2 separate regions of the Mus musculus genome follow, and region 2 is linked to region 1. Evidence: chromatin loops called from intact Hi-C (ENCODE). Cell type or tissue: heart. All regions are shown on one strand. Links, peaks and the distances in the headings refer to the core of each region. The heading gives the core; the rest is flanking DNA.

The links. A loop is a pair of places that touch in the nucleus more often than their neighbours do. Peaks named below come from ENCODE experiments on the same cell type or tissue, not always from the same donor. Only the 100,000 strongest peaks of a DNase experiment are listed, where the experiment ranks them.
Region 2: a loop joins it to region 1, with 2.1 times the contacts of the local background. A loop is called at or near these places in 4 of 42 quality-filtered maps.

Annotation. Positions count from the first base shown.
Region 1 is chr4:151,773,557-151,781,885 of GRCm38, reverse strand. The region is part of intron 3 of Camta1 (calmodulin binding transcription activator 1); the gene reads left to right. Among named protein-coding and RNA genes, the nearest start is that of Gm52710, 42 kb to the right of the region's middle. In heart, for the core only: a CTCF peak has its summit at 3,169 (motif pointing left); no DNase peak of the experiment used is centred there.
Region 2 is chr4:151,153,703-151,162,031 of GRCm38, reverse strand. All of the region lies in intron 7 of Camta1 (calmodulin binding transcription activator 1), which reads left to right. Gm52711 (a long non-coding RNA gene) reads right to left here and starts at 3,438. Exons shown (of 3, transcript XR_003955319.1): 1 at 3,249-3,438; 2 at 1,591-1,669. In heart, for the core only: CTCF peaks have their summits at 841, 1,044 (motif pointing left), 3,589 (motif pointing left) and 4,894 (motif pointing left); a DNase peak (open chromatin) is centred at 4,921; H3K27me3 peaks cover 4,235 bases.

The sequences.
Region 1 (8,329 bases), core at 106-8,105:
CTGGAACTGTGGTCCTTGGACTCCCCTCAAGCCCTGAACGACACTGTCCAACACTGTCCTGCGTACAGTGTGCTGATGTGAGGGCTGAGAGGCAGCCATGCCCGCACCTTTCACTCCCATGTCTGTGACTAGCAAGCCTAATGCTCTCCCCTTCGCTGTCTGCCGCTCAGTGCTGCCCACTCCTAAGCAAGGGAGGCATGGGCCGCTGGCTTCCCTCCTGCACTTTCGTGCTCTGTGGTAGATTCAGGGTCACAGTGGAAGTCTCTGGCAGCTTGTTAAGACCTTACATTGATTAAAAAGTGTCCTTGACTTAAGCCTTCAGCATCCCTTAGAAATACTATATTTTTCGAATCTGGGAAACTGGCCTGTGGTGCTGAGCTGGAGGTGCTGGGAGTTAAGCCGGCCTTCTCAGTGCTGTGCATCACAGACACACTCTAGCACACTCTCAAGGTGTCGCCTGCTCTATCAGTATGTACTTAGACATGTTAATCTGAATTAGAGAGCTCATTGTGCCTAACGGCTCCCCTGGGACGCCATGTCAGAAAAACACAAAAACTCCAGGAGTGTGCTGAATATGCAGAGTAAGAACCGTCTGTAAAATTAGTGTTAATTGAGCTTGGACCTTGATTTTTTTTTAACTTTTAACTTCTAATTTGATTTTTTAAAAGTTTTGTGGTCTCTCAGAGTTATAGTTTAATAAAAGTTATACTGTAACATTGTCAAAAAGATATTTACATAAGGCCCAATTTTGACTTACCTTAGGGAAATAGGTCATGTGTGGGGTAGAGACACATGTACATGTACACACTCATGTGTGTATAAAATATACTTTAGTTGGCCTTTATTCCCATGTTCTCTTCTTTCTCTGCCTCTGGAAGTGGGGCACATTTTCTTCAGTTAAAAACAGAAATAGAAGCGACGGTCTTGACCCATTTCACACCTGTTTATTTCAGGCTCTCAGCACACACTTGTTCATGGGCGCAGCAAGAAGAGGGGCCCACAGAGCTGGAGCCCTGAGGGCTGACACATGGGGCGGAAGCCAGCAGAGCGCATAGGGGGAGCGCGCTGCCCTGCCAGCTCCTGATTGTCTCAGGACAGTTCTGTTAGTGAGTTAACTGTACTTTAAACCCCAAGTTTACATGAACTGAATGTTACTAAGAATGAAAGAGATTTGAGTGACCTATTAAACTTCATCCAGAGTGACTGTGAAAGAGTACAGCAGCCACTTACCTTGGGGAGTGGCCTGCACCATGTATTCCCTGTGCCCCTGTTCCCCCCAGCAAACTTCCCTTTCTTATTACCACAGCAATGACCTGTTTATGTGTTGATTACTGCCTCCCAAAGAATGGAAGCTCCGTGAGAGCAGGGCCTGTTGCTGTCTCTGTCGCCAGCATACAGGCAGCTCCTGTTACATCAATAAATGCTGTTCAGTGAACGAGTGGGCCACTAGTGTTGCGTTTTTCTCAGTCTTTAACTTGCTGTTATGGGCTGTATGCCATTGAAAATTACCATGTAGGAAGTCTTGTTTTGCAGCTAGTTCAGGGAGGGACGAGAAGCCAGAGTATCCAAGATGATGGGATCATGAATCGCAGAGCCACTGTGAGTGTGGTGTTTATGGTGCAGCAGCAGACAGATGGAATGTGAGTCACTGCACTGGCGTGGCGTAGTATCACCGTCACTGAGGAGAGTCCAGGGACATGGAAAAGCCAGCAGAGGCCCTGAGTAGTCTTCAGTTACCCAGTGATCGCAGTGACTGACAGTTCCCAGTGCCCAGTTCTTCAGTTACCCAGTAATCCCAGTGCCCACGCGCTGTCTAGTGAGCAGGTGTTAGCCAGGACAAGTGGGGCTGGAGGGAACGACATCTTGGCCATCAGTAGCTGCCTCATGAGAGTTTAGGACTTCGTGGTCCCAGGACTGGCTTAGTGTATGGGATAGGTGTACTCTGTGGTATTCCTATGTTGCCCAGAGCACTCATGGGCCAGTTGTTATGCTTGCAAGTCCACATATAGAGAATGACAACAAAAGTCCTGGCCCAGCAGCCTTCACTCTCCATCTTTGCCCTTTGTGTATTCTCGGTGGTCACTCCTGCAACTCTTTAGTTTTTGTTTTGTAACAAAGACTGTGATGTGGGCCATTATCTCAAGGTGAGTCTGTAGTGATGGTGCCTTCTGATGACAAGTCTGCAGCGTCAAACTTCTCCAGGGTAGTGCATTTCACCTGTCAGCTTTGTGCATCTCAATTGTAAACTTTGCTTATTACACACAGAAGCAGTCCACTAAAACCAGGACAAAGAGCCAATCAAACCCAAGTTGTCCTCACTTGGGAAGTGTCTAATAGCTTCGATCAAACCAGACATAGCCATTTTTAAGGAACACGAAGTCCAAACCTTTGTGTGTCACACAACAAACCCAGAGGGTAAAGCTGTGGTAGTGGTGCTGCCTGCACCAGGCATGTCACTGAGTGGCCTTTCCCTCCGGTGGAAGCGCATGAAGAAGTATAGGTTTTGAGCTGAGAATGTAATTGCAGGAAGTGGCTAACGAGGCAGAGCTCACAGACCCCTCAGAATTGTGTGCGTGAGTAAATCCTGGTGCAGGGTAACACGTGGTAATCCTGGTAAGGGTGTGGTAACTTGCTTGGAACAGCAACCCAGGACATAGTGAACACAACTGCATGCTCTTTATTCTTAGAGGGGTTGAAGCTCCGCTTAATAAAGTGCACTATGACTTTGTTACAGTCAACGTCTCCTTCCTGATTCATCAAGCACGGCTTCTTATATTAAGAAATCAACTAGTCTTTCTTGGTTGGTGTTCCTGTTGTGTGCCTATGTGAAAGGAGCTGGCAGAGGTGGACCAGGTTACAGATCGCTCAGGCCAAAGATGGAAGAGAAGTCAAGTTCTTCATGTCTGCTTTTAGTTTGAAATGTCTTTTTATCACTCTAAAGATCTGATTGGCTTGCTGTTGTTTACATACATATATATGCTTCTGCTGTGTGTATGTGTGTGTACCTTTAAGTTTTATGGGGTTCAGTGAAACGGATTGTTTTAAGTCACGGTTAAAATCGCATATTTAGCACGTCATCCATTTAAAGTCTAGTTCTCATTCAGTGTTCCTGTAGTTTGTATTACATATCATAAGCTTTTCAAGAGTGATTGCATGAGTTAGTGCCCTCTGCTGGTACACAGAGGACATCAGGCAGAGGAACTTTGACCCAGGAGCCTTTAAAGAGGAGTCACTTTACATGGAGATTTTTGCCAGCCTTTCCTTGTGATTTTGAAGGCCCCTTGGTTGCTGATTTACACCCACTTGAATTTTGTCTTTTTTCTTGTGTTTCATGCCTGCCAGTTAGTTACTCCACTAAGCCTGGGCCATGGGGTTGACTTAGCAACAGCTTCAGTCAAGTTGAAAGCAGTGCTCTGAGTGGGGGGCTTCTCAGATGGGCTTGCTGCCATTTAGATTTCCCAGGGGGATCTATGAAATGATTTCAGATGCATTCCTTACTCTGCCTTTTTGAGATGGGGCATTGCTGTCAGTTCCTGGATTAAGAAAAGGTCCTGCCTGCTAGCTTTGTGTGATTTACAGGCACAGCTTGGCCCCAACTCAGTGGGTAGGTAGGTCTTGATGACCTTATGTGCTCCCTGGTGTTCTCTGTAGCCAGCTTTCCCTCCGAGGTACCCTGGCCAGATTCTAGTACTTTGGATTTTGGCATCAGGTAAAGCAGACACTGAATCTGTCTCTAGCTCTACAGCTTTAGGGCCTGGGGACATGGCTCTGCCTTATGTGGCCATTGTGAAGTAGGGAGGGAGCCTAGCCTGTGTGTGAGACCCTGAAGAGAATGAAGGTAAAAGATGAGCTCAAGGGCCAACGACAGATGAACCTTCCTGGATGGCTGCTAAAAGAAAGTCGTGTTTCCTCTGCTTAACAGCAAGCCCTGCCTTTGGTACATAAAAAAAAAAAAAAAAAAAAAAAAAAAAGAAAGAAAGAAAGAAAGAAAAGAAAAAAAAGCCACCTTTATTTTGGGTTAGCTTCATAATTTAACAACAAAGTTACAAAGATGAGACTGAGTTTACACATACTGCTTTGATACTGCCGGGTTTTCTTGAAGAGTGTCTTTATAATCAATGCACCTGGATCAAATCGGGTGTAGGTGTCCACTTAGCATTTTGCTGAAGACTGAAATGTTTGCCTTCAGTATGTGAGTTTCCACTGCAGGTAGACCTGGCACTTGTCCCAGACCACCTTCTGTTTTGGCTTCGTTCCATGTCTCTGGCTATTTGATGTTAGAAACACTTTCTGCGCTTTTCCAGCATCATAATGTGTAAGTATTCTCCCTATTTGTATACTTACCGCTGTGTGCAGCCTGAAGAGAGAGAGGGGGCAGTCCATGGCATTGTGTTTCAGCTCTGCAGTTTTGTAATCTCGTAGCTGCTTCTCATACACTTAGACTGAAGACAATGTACTACTGTCTGTCTGTCTGTCTGTCTGCTTTCACAGTGAGTAAGGGATCCCCAGATGTTCCTTTAGAACGGCAGAACTCCAGTTCAGACCCCTCTAACGCACATCTTCATCTAGTCTGCCAGCTACTGTTAAGTACAGTTATTGAAATACACGGAAGCTCCTTGAGGTTCATGTACTTCAGTTTAAGAAAGTGACATGCCGGGCTGGTGAGATGGCTCAGTGGGTTAGAGCACCTGACTGCTCTTCCGAAGGTCCAGAGTTCAAATCCCAGCAACCACATGGTGGCTAACAACCATCCGTAACAAGATCTGACTCCCTCTTCTGGAGTGTCTGAAGACAGCTACAGTGTACTTACATATAATAAATAAATAAATCTTAAAAAAAAAAAAAAAAAAAAAAAAAAAAAAAAAAGAAAGTGACATGCCAGACACTTGTCACCTTGCTTCTTTATGCTGAGGATGAGAAGGGAGAACACTGTCCCTTTTTCATGAGCTAGATGATGTAAGAGGATCAAGGGTTGATCTAGTGGAGGGTCCCAGTGAGAACACAGACCCTGGTCCTAACCATTCTGCAAGCAGCCCAGCACCTCTAGCACACAGCTCCTGTAACATGCCCGTTTGAAAAGGCTGCTGTCCTCTGCACTGAGAGGACTTGTGCTGACATCGGGCTGTTCATGCATAATAATTCTTTGATACCCCGTAGACAGTTCCCTTCTTCTAGACCTTTATCAGCTGTTCTGGAGTTGACATTGTTAGGCCTGAAGAAACCAGGGCTCAGGCAGCATGGGCTCATCTGTAAGTGATGACTGCCTTGACTACATTGGCACCATAATGGCTCCCGAGTAACTGGGACTGCTTCTGTGAGGCTTAGTGACTGCGCTCTGGGTGCATGCTGTGCTGCAGATAAACCTTGGCGGCAGAGAGATGTGCAGCATTTTTTTCTAAGTGCCGCTGAGCTATTTGAAAGAGATCCTCGGTAAGGGCAAGTTCTTGAGAAGATAGCAGAATGCCTTACAGAAACGTCGGACTGTGGATGGAAACAGCAGAGCGTCTTCAGAGAAGACGTTGGCGTGTGTGACGGAGGTGGCTGTATATTAGATAATACCCATTCCTGTCCTATGAAAGTTAAATAGCGGTGGTCGTGTACCTTGCTCGTCTTTGCTTTTGGTTCATGTCCATTTCTCAGAGCAGCTGAGCTGAGTCCCCTGCACTGGTGGTTGTGGTAACAGCGCTCTAGGCTTCAAGCATCAGCCACTTTGGTGAGTTTGGTAGGTAGCATCTGCTGCTTTCCCCTTCTGCCCCTTTGAGACTTGACTCCAGCTGGTTTTCTAGCTGCAGTATAGCCGAGGACAGTCTTTCGTTTCTGATCCCCTCCCTTCTCTTCCTGAGTGCCACCTTGTATGTTTATTTTGAGAGCGTGTCTTTGTACCCCGGCTGTCTTGGAAACTCACCGTGTAGACCAGGCCTTGAACTCAGAGTTCTTCCTGCCACTGCCTCCGGAGTGCTACAGATGTGTGCCATGAGGACCTTTTCGGTTGTTAGTAAAGGTGACTCTGCAAAGACGAACGGATTGAGATAAGTTTTGAGCCTCTGAAAGCCCAACAGCTTCATTAAAGCCGAAAACATGTCTGAACTGTTGTCTGTTGTAGTCTGGCACCAGAGGTTCAGGAGAGCTGTCCCGAGCCTCTTTTCTGGTGGCTGTCCTTAAAATTTCTAGTGTCTGTTGTGCAAATCGTGGTTGTCGGTTTGCTTGCCCTCTTTGTAAAACATCGGACAGTCTGGCTGTGATCCATAAACCTTGAACTCTGTAATCCTGTCAGCAGAGGCAATCTCAGGTTGGCAAAATCCAGGGTGAAGATGTTGTTCCTAGTGGAGTTTTACATCACCGTGAATTATTTTTCTCTTGAGCCCACATGAATGGCCATAGTGCTTGGCTACTTTGGCAGAATGAGCTGTCCTGTCTACTGTTTGAGGTACTTAGCACTTCCCCGTCTCTTGTGTTGGACTCCGTAACCCACTTACTGATCCTAACTGCAAGAGTGATTATGATTTCAGTTTGTATAAAAATTCCAAACCATCAGGCCTACTCCTCACTTACCAAGAACTAGTTATCCAAATAGTGAAACCACAGGTCTCTCAGCCGCAGGTGGTGCTTGGCTACACTTCTGCCACCTTTCCCACCACAGAGAAACCGAAAAATGAGCTGCCCGGTGCCTGCGGCAAAGACAGGGAAACAGCTGGGTTGGTAGCTTCTGTGAAGGTTGGTGGGACGTGGGATCGAGCCTGTCTTTTCAGTACCTGCGTGACTGCCCTGCAGTGGCAGGGGCCTTTAAAGTAGGTTTTGCATTTTAAGTTTAGTTTTGAGAACCAGCTATTTATTGTGTAAGCTAAGTTGCTGGGAAGTTTGTTTTAAAGATGCGGGCACCCTCTATTTCAGTGAACCCAGTAAAAATAGCATGGAATAAAATTTAATTATGCTGTACTGAATATTTCATGTGGAATTAAGGGGCAAAGCTGCCTTTAAAAAGCATTAGGTTTGGGAAGAAGAAAGGCTTTGTAGGTTCTTTGGAAGATGCTATAATTAAAAGATTTGCTCAAATGTATTTTCTCCCTTTTTGAAGAGTTTAAAGAAATCCATCCATCCTTTCCTAAATTGATTCTTTCTCCAATGTCATTGCTGTCTGGCAGTCAGTGTGCTGCCATGGTGCTGATTTGATGGCCGCTTTCTGTCAAATGTAAAGTAGTTTGTTTTTTAATCCTCTGATTTAGACATTTAATAGAAAGCAAATGTTTGGCTTACTTTGGTTTCTGCTGAACCTGTATTTAAACCCGCAAACAGTTTGAATAAAGCGAAGGCACCACTGGACTAGCTATTTTAAACATCTCAGGATGTAAGAATGCTAAATGGGGTTCCCTTTTAAAAATAGAAATGGCTGCTTGCATTTACATAATTACTGCTAACTAGCACAACGTTTTAAACAGTGATAAACTCAAGCTAGAGAAAGTACCTGTTTTTAAAAGCCCGGTGATAGGAAGTTGTTCTGTGAGTGGTGCTGCTGATGGAGGGCCTCAGAGCCAGGCTCTTCAGGAAGGAGGGGGGCTGGGAAGAGAGGGGTGGCTCCGGCAGGTCCTGGTTTGATGCGCTGCAGTCTGCATCCGAGTTAGAAGCTGCTGAGGGCTGAAGTCAGTGTGGGCGAAAGAGCATGGAAGAGAGTGAAGATGAAGGGTAAGCTGGGCCGGGCCACACCTGCAGTCCCTGCACTGGGGAGACTGAGGCCAGCCTGGGCTGAGTACGCCCCGTCTCATAGAACATAAACAGTTTATACAAACTCGTTGGTTAAAGCCAGAGCTCTGAGTGTCCATGGTTTTGCCTTTCCCCATCCCAAACATCTGATCCATCTGTCTGTTTCCTTCTAACCTGGATCAGACTGGATGTCTCCACCCAGCACCAGGTCTCCTCCTTTTTTGCTGGACAGCTGTTCCCATTTCCTCCTTGGACGCCCTGCCTCTCTTTGCCTCCCTGTTCAGTAGCCATGGTATCTGCCCAGAAGTGAGAGTGGCAGTTGCCTTGTCATCCTCCCCATTCCCCTCCCCCCTCCAGGTTGTTTACTTGTTTACAGGTTGTTTACTTGGCCTCTGGTTACTGAAGCTGTCCACACCTGGAGCACATCAGACATGGTTCTCTTAGGCTCCTCTGTTTTGTCTACCTAGCAAGCTTTCCCGTCAGCCCATTCCCACTTGTATGTACTGGCTCCTCTGTACCAGCCAGGGCTCCTTCCGAGGATCATCTCCTCAGACGATGCCACTGCCGTATTCAGTCTGCGTCATTCACACTGCATCTTTTGTTTATTAGTCAAGCAGTTATTTCCTTATCT
Region 2 (8,329 bases), core at 277-8,276, 620 kb after region 1:
GATGTCCAGATGTGCCTTCCCATCCCAGGTCCTAGTTCTTAGGTTTTCTGCTTCTAATTCAGGACCCAGGTGACCTCAAGAGATGCCCCCAAGCACAGACAGGGGTCCTACTCATCCTCTCATGGGCCTCCCCCCCACCCCCCGGGGCCCATTTGTCCTTTCTTATGCCTCTGATTAGCCTCAGCAGGGACTCTACCCAGAACACACTCTAATGCCACCTGGTTTAAGAGTAAACAGAGCCAGAGCTCAGGCTCAGGACACTAACCGTTGTGCTGGTTTTATGGCCACCGTGAAACTGGAATTCAGTTCTTGCTACTTGTCACTCACAGAAGCCAATGAGCAGAGGCTGGGATTAACATCTCGCTCTCTCCAGAAATCTAGCAATCTGAGAAGGCAGTGCATTAGCATCCAGAAACTCTGTCTTCTGTCTCATCGCCAGCCAGCAGGTTATATAAGGTCGGAGACAGAGGCAGACACTGATCCTTGGGCTCAGCCTCAGCCCTCTGGTCAGGTGGTCAGTCACGCCCCTGACACCTGTGATGTCTGTGTCCCCTGCCTTCTTGCTGGTACTTAGTTACCACTTCCAAATTAAAGGCCGTAGGGAGGACTCTTTACTTGGAAAAGTGGGAAGAGTCCAAGGGCTTCTGCCCCTGGTCCACACCCTCAGTATTCTGTCTAGGTATTGTTTGGCTCCAAAACCCATCTCCAGGTAGAAGGGAGCACATTAGCTTCCCCCCTCTGGAACGGTCATATTTGTCTTCTGGGTCACGGCAAGGAATTCATCCTGCTGCCTGCCATTGGCAAATTAGAGCCTGTTTGCAGATGAAAGGCTCTACCCAGGCCACCAGGAGCAGATGACTGGGTCCTGACACAAGTGCCAGAGACTGTCTGTGCCAGAAGGACACCAGGGACATGCTACAGGGAAAGCCATGTCTGCCAAGCCAACCCCTATGCCCTGCCTATGGCTTCCTCGTTAAATGCACACAGACAGTTTCTACCCAAAGCCATCAGTGTCCTGTCTCCTGACCCTTGCACAAGGGTGCCACCTCCAGGCTAGGCAAGAGTCTCAGGCTCCCAAACTCCGGGGACAAAGACTTAGTTTGGCTTCTGAGGTTTAACTGGGGGACGGGGAGGAATGAATGCTTGTTCAGAGCCTGCTGTGCATCAAGGAAGTTGACATAAAAACTACAAGGAGATCAAGTGGTTGGATCACTCGACGGTTGGTGTATGCCTGCCCTGGCCTCTGCTGTGCAGGCAGCCCTGCCTGGGGACCAGCACTTGGAAACACAGCCCCTCTAAGTGCCTAGCTGCTGGTTGGGCTTCCATAGCACACAGGTGCCAGCCAGCAGTATTCGGGGAAAGCACTGTTTGCTGAGAGCCAAGAAGCCATCAGACGGGTTCCAGAATCCAGCATAGTATGAAGGCTGGAGCCAAGCGCATTAGCTTCATAAATCACACTCCTTCAAAGGCTTCCCTGTTTGATGCCCTGATGTTTCCCGATCTCTCTGCCCATCAGAGTTGTCAGTGGCTTAATCGGAACATGACACTGATCGGTATCAGGCCTCTGTCCACACTCAGTCTCTGTCTCACCTGTCTCGAAGCAGGAGAGGGGCTCCCTGATTCTTTGGACAAAAGGGCCTTCCCTTCACCCGTAGTCTCAGGAGCACTCCTGGAAAGAGCAAACACAGAGGGAAAATTAAGATGTCTGACTGGATTCCCAACAGGTTTCCCAAGAGCCTCCCTGACTTTTGTAACCCCTCCTGGCCAAATAACAGTGGCTTAAGTCAAAAAAGAAATACATTTGGCTTCCACCTTTACGTCTTTCCAAAGTCCAGAATTGAGATGCCCGTCCCCTGTATCTGAAGCCAGCCCCTCAGGCTCCTCCCTGCCGGTGCTCTGCCATTTTCAGGATGCTGTTCACTTTCTACAGGTTAAAGATGGCCACTCCAGCCCTTGCCCATCACAACTGTATGCTGGCCAATGAAAGGAGAAAACTGGAGAGCAAGCCTCTTCCCTTTAAGGGCAGAGCCACAAAATAACACATCATTTCTACTCATGTGCCGCTGAGCAACATGTTGTCCCAGGCTCACCCCCACTTGGGGAGGACTCTGAGGCACTACAGCGTTTTGCTAGGCACGTTTTGAGAAATGACTTTCTCCCCCGGTGCAGTGTGCACGAGGACCCTGTGAGCTTCGTCTTTGCTGGCTTACAGTATGGCCAACTGCTCCTCTCAGGCCAATGTCTGGGCATGACTGCCTGGAGTTCTGTCTGGGGTGGGAGAGATGGACTTCATTTGCATACAGCCTGTCACATCCTGGAAGTCCTGGAACCTGCTCTCCTACAGCTGTCCCCGAGACTCAGCTTAGCTCCCAGCAAGCTTCACTAATAAGAGCAAAGTTTCTCCTCCCAGGCCAGCTGCAGAGGGATGCTTTCGAGTGGACGGCTGGTCGGCAAGCAAGGCTCTGGCTCTTGGTCCTTCTAGCTTGCTGGGAAATTTGTTCAGTGGCTCAAAGCCACCACCACCATGGCCCAAATCGGGCACTCTCAGCTTCTGTGACCCAACGGAGAGCTAGATAAAACTGGTTCCCATAGGGCACCCATGGCTTTCTGCCTTATCCCATTTCCTGGCTGCCCATTAGGAAAGAGTACCCCAGCCTCTTCCCAGCTAGCAGCCAGACTGATGCATCAAGGCTTTTAAGCTGTTCCTAGCCCTTCCCTGAGCACAATCCTGCCCAGCTGTCCCCACCTTAGGGCTTTATTTGGAGCACCCTGGATGGCCAGATGGCCCTGAAGAACAAGCAAGACCTGAGTTTCAGCAGGCCTCCACCACCCTCAGAAGGCTCCAGCCTTCAGCCAGCTCAGCCCAACTGTCTTCTGGGAACCCCACCATGTCACTCTAGGTCCATAGATGCCTATGGCAGGTGTCTTCAGCTACAAAATGAGGGCCAAGTCGGAAAGTTGCCTGGAAAGAGATCCTGGGCCTGGGACAGCAGCCACCTCATTCCCCCACTGCTCCTGCATTGTCCCACAATGTCATGCACACTTGCACATATAAATACCCACATGCACACAGCACCCTCGCCATCTTGGACACCCATAGACCAGGACACACACAAGAGCTCAGAATGGGGAAGGTTTGGTTTCCTGACCCTATGACTTCTGAAACTTTCTCCAAAGCAACCCAGACCCCTTGTCTATGACGAGTCAAGGCCAAGGGCATGTTGGTAACCTGCCAGACTAGGACGTACACATGAGAAGTGGCTCCGTGGCTCCATGGCTCCATGGCTCCATGATTTGGGTGACAGTGCCAGCAAGGGGATGCTGTGTAAAAGGATTTCCAGCAGAGGTCAGAGGCTGGATGTAAACTTGGCATCTCTGAGATGTGTGAAGGTAGCACCCCCTCTCCCAGACTTGGCCAGTACACCTGAGCTTTCTGAGTGGCCATGTCCTCTTTCCTGGAACGGGTGACAATGTTGTCTGTGTGGCCCTGAAATGACATCATAGATGTCAAATGACCCATGTAGTGGCTGTAGTTAGGAGGAAAAACCTGCCCAAAGGCCAGAACAGCGCCCTCTGGAGGCCAAGCCCTTATCTCACAACCCCTGTGTGCCCAGCAAGGGCACCCAAGGGCTACCTGGACATCTCCTGTCTTCCTCCAGCCAGAGTGGGACCACTGAGCTCTGTGCTTTGGGAAGATGCCAGACAGGAGGAAGCCCAGGCCATCCCTCGGGGAACCCAATCAAAGGGGGCCTGCTGAGAAGGCATCACAGGGCTGTCTCAAGGATAGCCATGCTGTAGGGGCCCCAGGCCACCAGCCCGGAGGATGGTGTGGCGGAAGGCTACAGGGCATCCCAGGCAGTGTGCGGAACATAGAGAAGGAAGCAGAGGCGATGTGAGTAGAAATGGTGTGTCAGTGTCAGGACTGTGGCCTGCAGGGCTGCAGGCCTTCAGGACTCTGAAGCGATGGGGACCATGCTGAGTTTGGGGTTAGAGGCCCAGGTGACGGTGGGGATGGAGAGTGGGCTGAATGTTAGTGTGAGAGAAGAGAAGAAGCCATGTTGAGCATGGGAAGCGGGAGTCATCTGTGTTGAGTCCGGGGTGGAGGCCATGTTGAACTTGAGGGAAGAGATATTGTGTTGAATGCTGGGTAGAGGCCATGGTAGGCGTCAGTGTGGAAACCTTGTTGAGTAGGGGTCAGAGCTGGAGACCATGTGAGAATGAAGAGATTGAAGCCATGTTGAGTATGGGGAAGGGAAATCATAGGAGAGGCCCTGGTGAGTGTGGGCTGAAGGTCATAGTGCATGTGGGATAGAGCCATGTTGGCTGTAGGGTAAAGGCCGCTGTAAGCACGGGGTGGTGGCCGTGGTGAGCGAGAGGCTAAGGGTGCTCTTCTAGATCCTAGCAGTCCTCAGATGCCTTGACTCTTCTGTCTTTACTGGAAATGGTTTTAGAAGCCATGTCTTGGCCCCTCTCCGCACACTCAGCAAGGGTCTTTTCCAGTCCCAGGGCAGCCAGCATAGGCTAGGGAGACTGCAGACAGGGACCCCACAGTGTGAAACTGAAGCTTCAGAGGCAAAGAAGAGACAGGGCAGTACGTGATAGCACCTGCCTTTCCTGGGAACTCCCCACCCAGTCCCCACAGCAACTTCCCATCTGTCCCAAGAGGCTCACTGGTGCTCACCTGAGCCTTAGGGGGTACGTTCAAAGTATCATGTTTTCTCGTGATTTTTTTCAAACGAAGACAAACTCTTCATGGGGCAGGTGTTTATTTGTCTTGCTTTTTTGCTTAGATTGTAATCCTGGTGATTATGGAGTATCAAGACATAAAATCAACAAGGGTGCGCCTTCCCTGCGCCTTCTAGACCAGTTCCTGGTCATTTAGCGCCACCTGGTGGCCAGTCATAGTAGCACGCTTCCAGGATGTGCCTAGCACTCCTGCGGGAATTATCTGAGCACAGCCTGTGGAGTGGGGTGGCTGGCCTCAGAGTGACAAAGCAACTGCCCACGGACTGCAGATGTGGCCATGAGAGGAGCAGAGTGTCAGAGACCAGCCTTGGGTTGACTGCTGCTAGGGAGGCTTCATCCAGTGTCCCTGCAGTGGAGGAAGAGCTCTGGGGTAGGAGTGACAGACTCTAAGTCAGGTGTGAGCTTTGGCGCCCAGGCTCACACCTTGGTGTCTGGGGTTCAGAGCACCTTCTTTTTCGGATCACTGCAGCGCAGGTGAGCCCCGAGCACAGAGCAGCCAGCGGCAGGAACCATTTCATTTCTGAAGTACCTGGGCAGGTCTAGGAAAAGCAGGCTTTGGGGGCCCTGTCCAACTTTGTTCTGATGTCTAGGGTGGAAGCCAGCCAGGGGACTCTGGGTGTTTTACAAACCGTTCTCATGCTAGACTCTCCAGGCTTGTATTTCCTAGAAACTCTAGCCTGAGGCAGACACCAGAAAGAGGCAAACCCAGGGCTCTTGCTTGGAAAGCTGAGCTAGCACCCTCACCCTTGGACTTCTTGGGATGGCAGGGAGGCACGGTCGGAGATTTATCAGGGAACTTCCAGAGGGAAATGTCCCGGAGATGGGAGACCTAGTTTCTGGGTGTTCCAGAACTGAGATGTCTCCCTAGGCTCCTAATTAAGAACTACAACCCTTAATATTTTCTGGATTTGTAGTTTGAGTCTTGGTGCCAGCACACAGTGTGATCTCTTGGAAGCCATGAGGCTGGGGTTCAAACCCAGAGCCTCACGCATGCTGGGCAAGTGCTACCACTAAGCCACAGTGCTAAGCCCTTTTTCTATTTTCCATTTTGAGATAGGATCTTGCTAAGTTTCCCGGACTGGATTTGAACTTATGCTCCTCCCATCTCAGCCTTCTGGGTTGCTTGGATTTCAGGCCTGTGCCACCAAGGCCTGGCTGACACGGGGGGGGGGGGGGGGGGTGTCCTTGCTGAACACTTGTTGACTGTAACTCAAGAAAAGTCCTGAGTATGGACCATACCTATACCTTTGTCCCTGGGGCCAAGAATAGCAGCTCTGTCCTTAGGGAGAGAAGTCTTGTGTCCTGCAGTCACTGCAGGACCTGAGAGTCTGGGAAAACAAAGATAGACCCCCAAAGGCCTGCAGAGGATTCCCTGTGCCCTCTGCTGTCCCTGGGAAAGGAGCTACTGTCCTGGAGCCTCAGATTGGCTGAGCCCTGCTCTGCTCTGCCACACTCCTGGCTGCAGACCTCATCCTGCTGCACCTTGGCCATCTTCCAGCCTGGCACAGAGGTGGGTGCCTTTGGCAGACACCTCCCACCCCTGCCCGTGGGACCTTGGTTTGTTTTGCAAATGTTCTTTTTTTTCCTTCAGGCTAGATTCTATTGAGCGGATGTGTCCCCCAGAAAGAACATGCTTCTGATTTCCTGCCTGTCCCTCGCTGCTTGTTCTTTGAGGCTCCTTGGGCACTTGTACCCGTAGGCTGTTCCAGAAGTCTCCTTTGGCTTTCTCCTCCCCATTCACCAGCCCAACCAACCTTTGTGGCTTATTCTCAGACCTGCCCTAAGCCTGAGAGTCAAGGGTCTGATTCTAACTCAGAGATCAGCTCGCTAAAGAGGAGACGCTCTAGTGAAGTGTGGCACTCCATCTCCCTAGGTTTTATGTCTCTGTAAGAATCAAGATCTCTGGACCACATAGTGGAGAGTTAGAAGGGAGTTTCCCCTAAGGGAAGCCAGCCATATGAAATGTCCCTAATTTCAAGTGGCCCTGTAGGACTGGGTACCCAACTATTTACGACTACATGTTTCCCCGTTGACTGGCTCTTCCCTCAAGTAGCGGGAAGGACTAGGGACTCCAGGTTTGAAACCGACACCAGAAGCAACTCCTCTCGCTGCCACACTGATCTTCCAGCATTGCCAGCAAGTCAGGGTTTCTGGCACATTCACTACCATTGTGAAGAGTCACCATCCCAGGGAGAAGAGGCTAAGCTCTCAGCCAAGGACAGTTTCTAGCATGTCCGTCCACCTTTACGGTTTTTCCAAGCCAAGGCTACACTATCACCATGTGGTCTAGATTCCCTGATTTAGGCATCCCGGCCCCTCACATCCAGTGTCCCTCTCCTCTGAAACAATATGGCCAGGGTGAGTTCCCCACTCCACAGCTGACACCAAACCTCAGCTTCTGGCTTTCTCCAGAGGTGGGTGTGACTGAGCATGAAGTCTAGGTCTCCCAGTAGAAAGGGGCTTCTAGCATGCTGAGTCCCAACACAGCAACCAGGCTCCTTGGAGATGCTGCACGCAGAGGATCCTTGCACACAGCCAGTATGCACGCCACGCCTAACCCTCAGCCCCGATGGTGCGCCTCCAAATGAGAGCGGAGATGGGGAGCTGACTAGCATGTGGGTGTCTGGATATGAGAAGTTAAATCTAATGAAAACTTCATCTAGTTGAACCAAGAAATCAGAAGCAGGGCCTTTATTCCTGTCAACAAGGATACAGTGAGGATGAAACCTACTCACGGCTGCCATTTCCTATTGACCTTGTTGCTATGGTGACAGCCTTTGAGCAACAACAATTCCGAAGAATTCCAAAAGGGCTCTCATTCACTGGCAGCTAGGCACAGAAATGGGCTCTCTCTCCAGCTGACTATGTCACATGGCTCACAAGTAGGGTGACCCCAATGACCAAGCTGGCCAGGGAGTGTCTCTGGGTCAAGGGTAACCTGGTTTGGACAAGTTAAACAAATGGCCATCCTTGCGTGGGTCACTCTTGTGTGGCAGATTCTGGGTGGATGTGCAATGAGGACGAAGGGAAAGGGTGATCCAGCAAACCCTGGGACAGAGACACTGTGCCACAGAGACACTGAGAGAGAGACACTGTCACACAGACACTAACACAGAGAGAGACTACCACAGAGACACTGACACAGAGACACTGAGATAGAGACACTGACACACAGACACTAACACAGAGAGAGACTACCACAGAGACACTGTCAGAGACACTGACACAGAGAGAGACTACCACAGAGACACTGACACAGAGACACTGCCACACAGAGACAGTGCCACAGAGACACTGAGATAGAGACACTGACACACAGACACTAACAGACAGGCACTAACACAGAGAGAGACTACCACAGAGACACTGACACAGAGACAGTGCCACACAGAGACAGTGCCACACAGACACTGCCACAGAGAGAGACTACCACAGAGACACTGACACAGAGACACTGACACAGAGACAGACACTGCCACAGAGAGACACTGTGACAGAGACACTGACACACAGACATTGACACACAGACACTGAGAGACACAGACACTGAGAGACGCTGAGACAGAGACACTGCCACACAGAC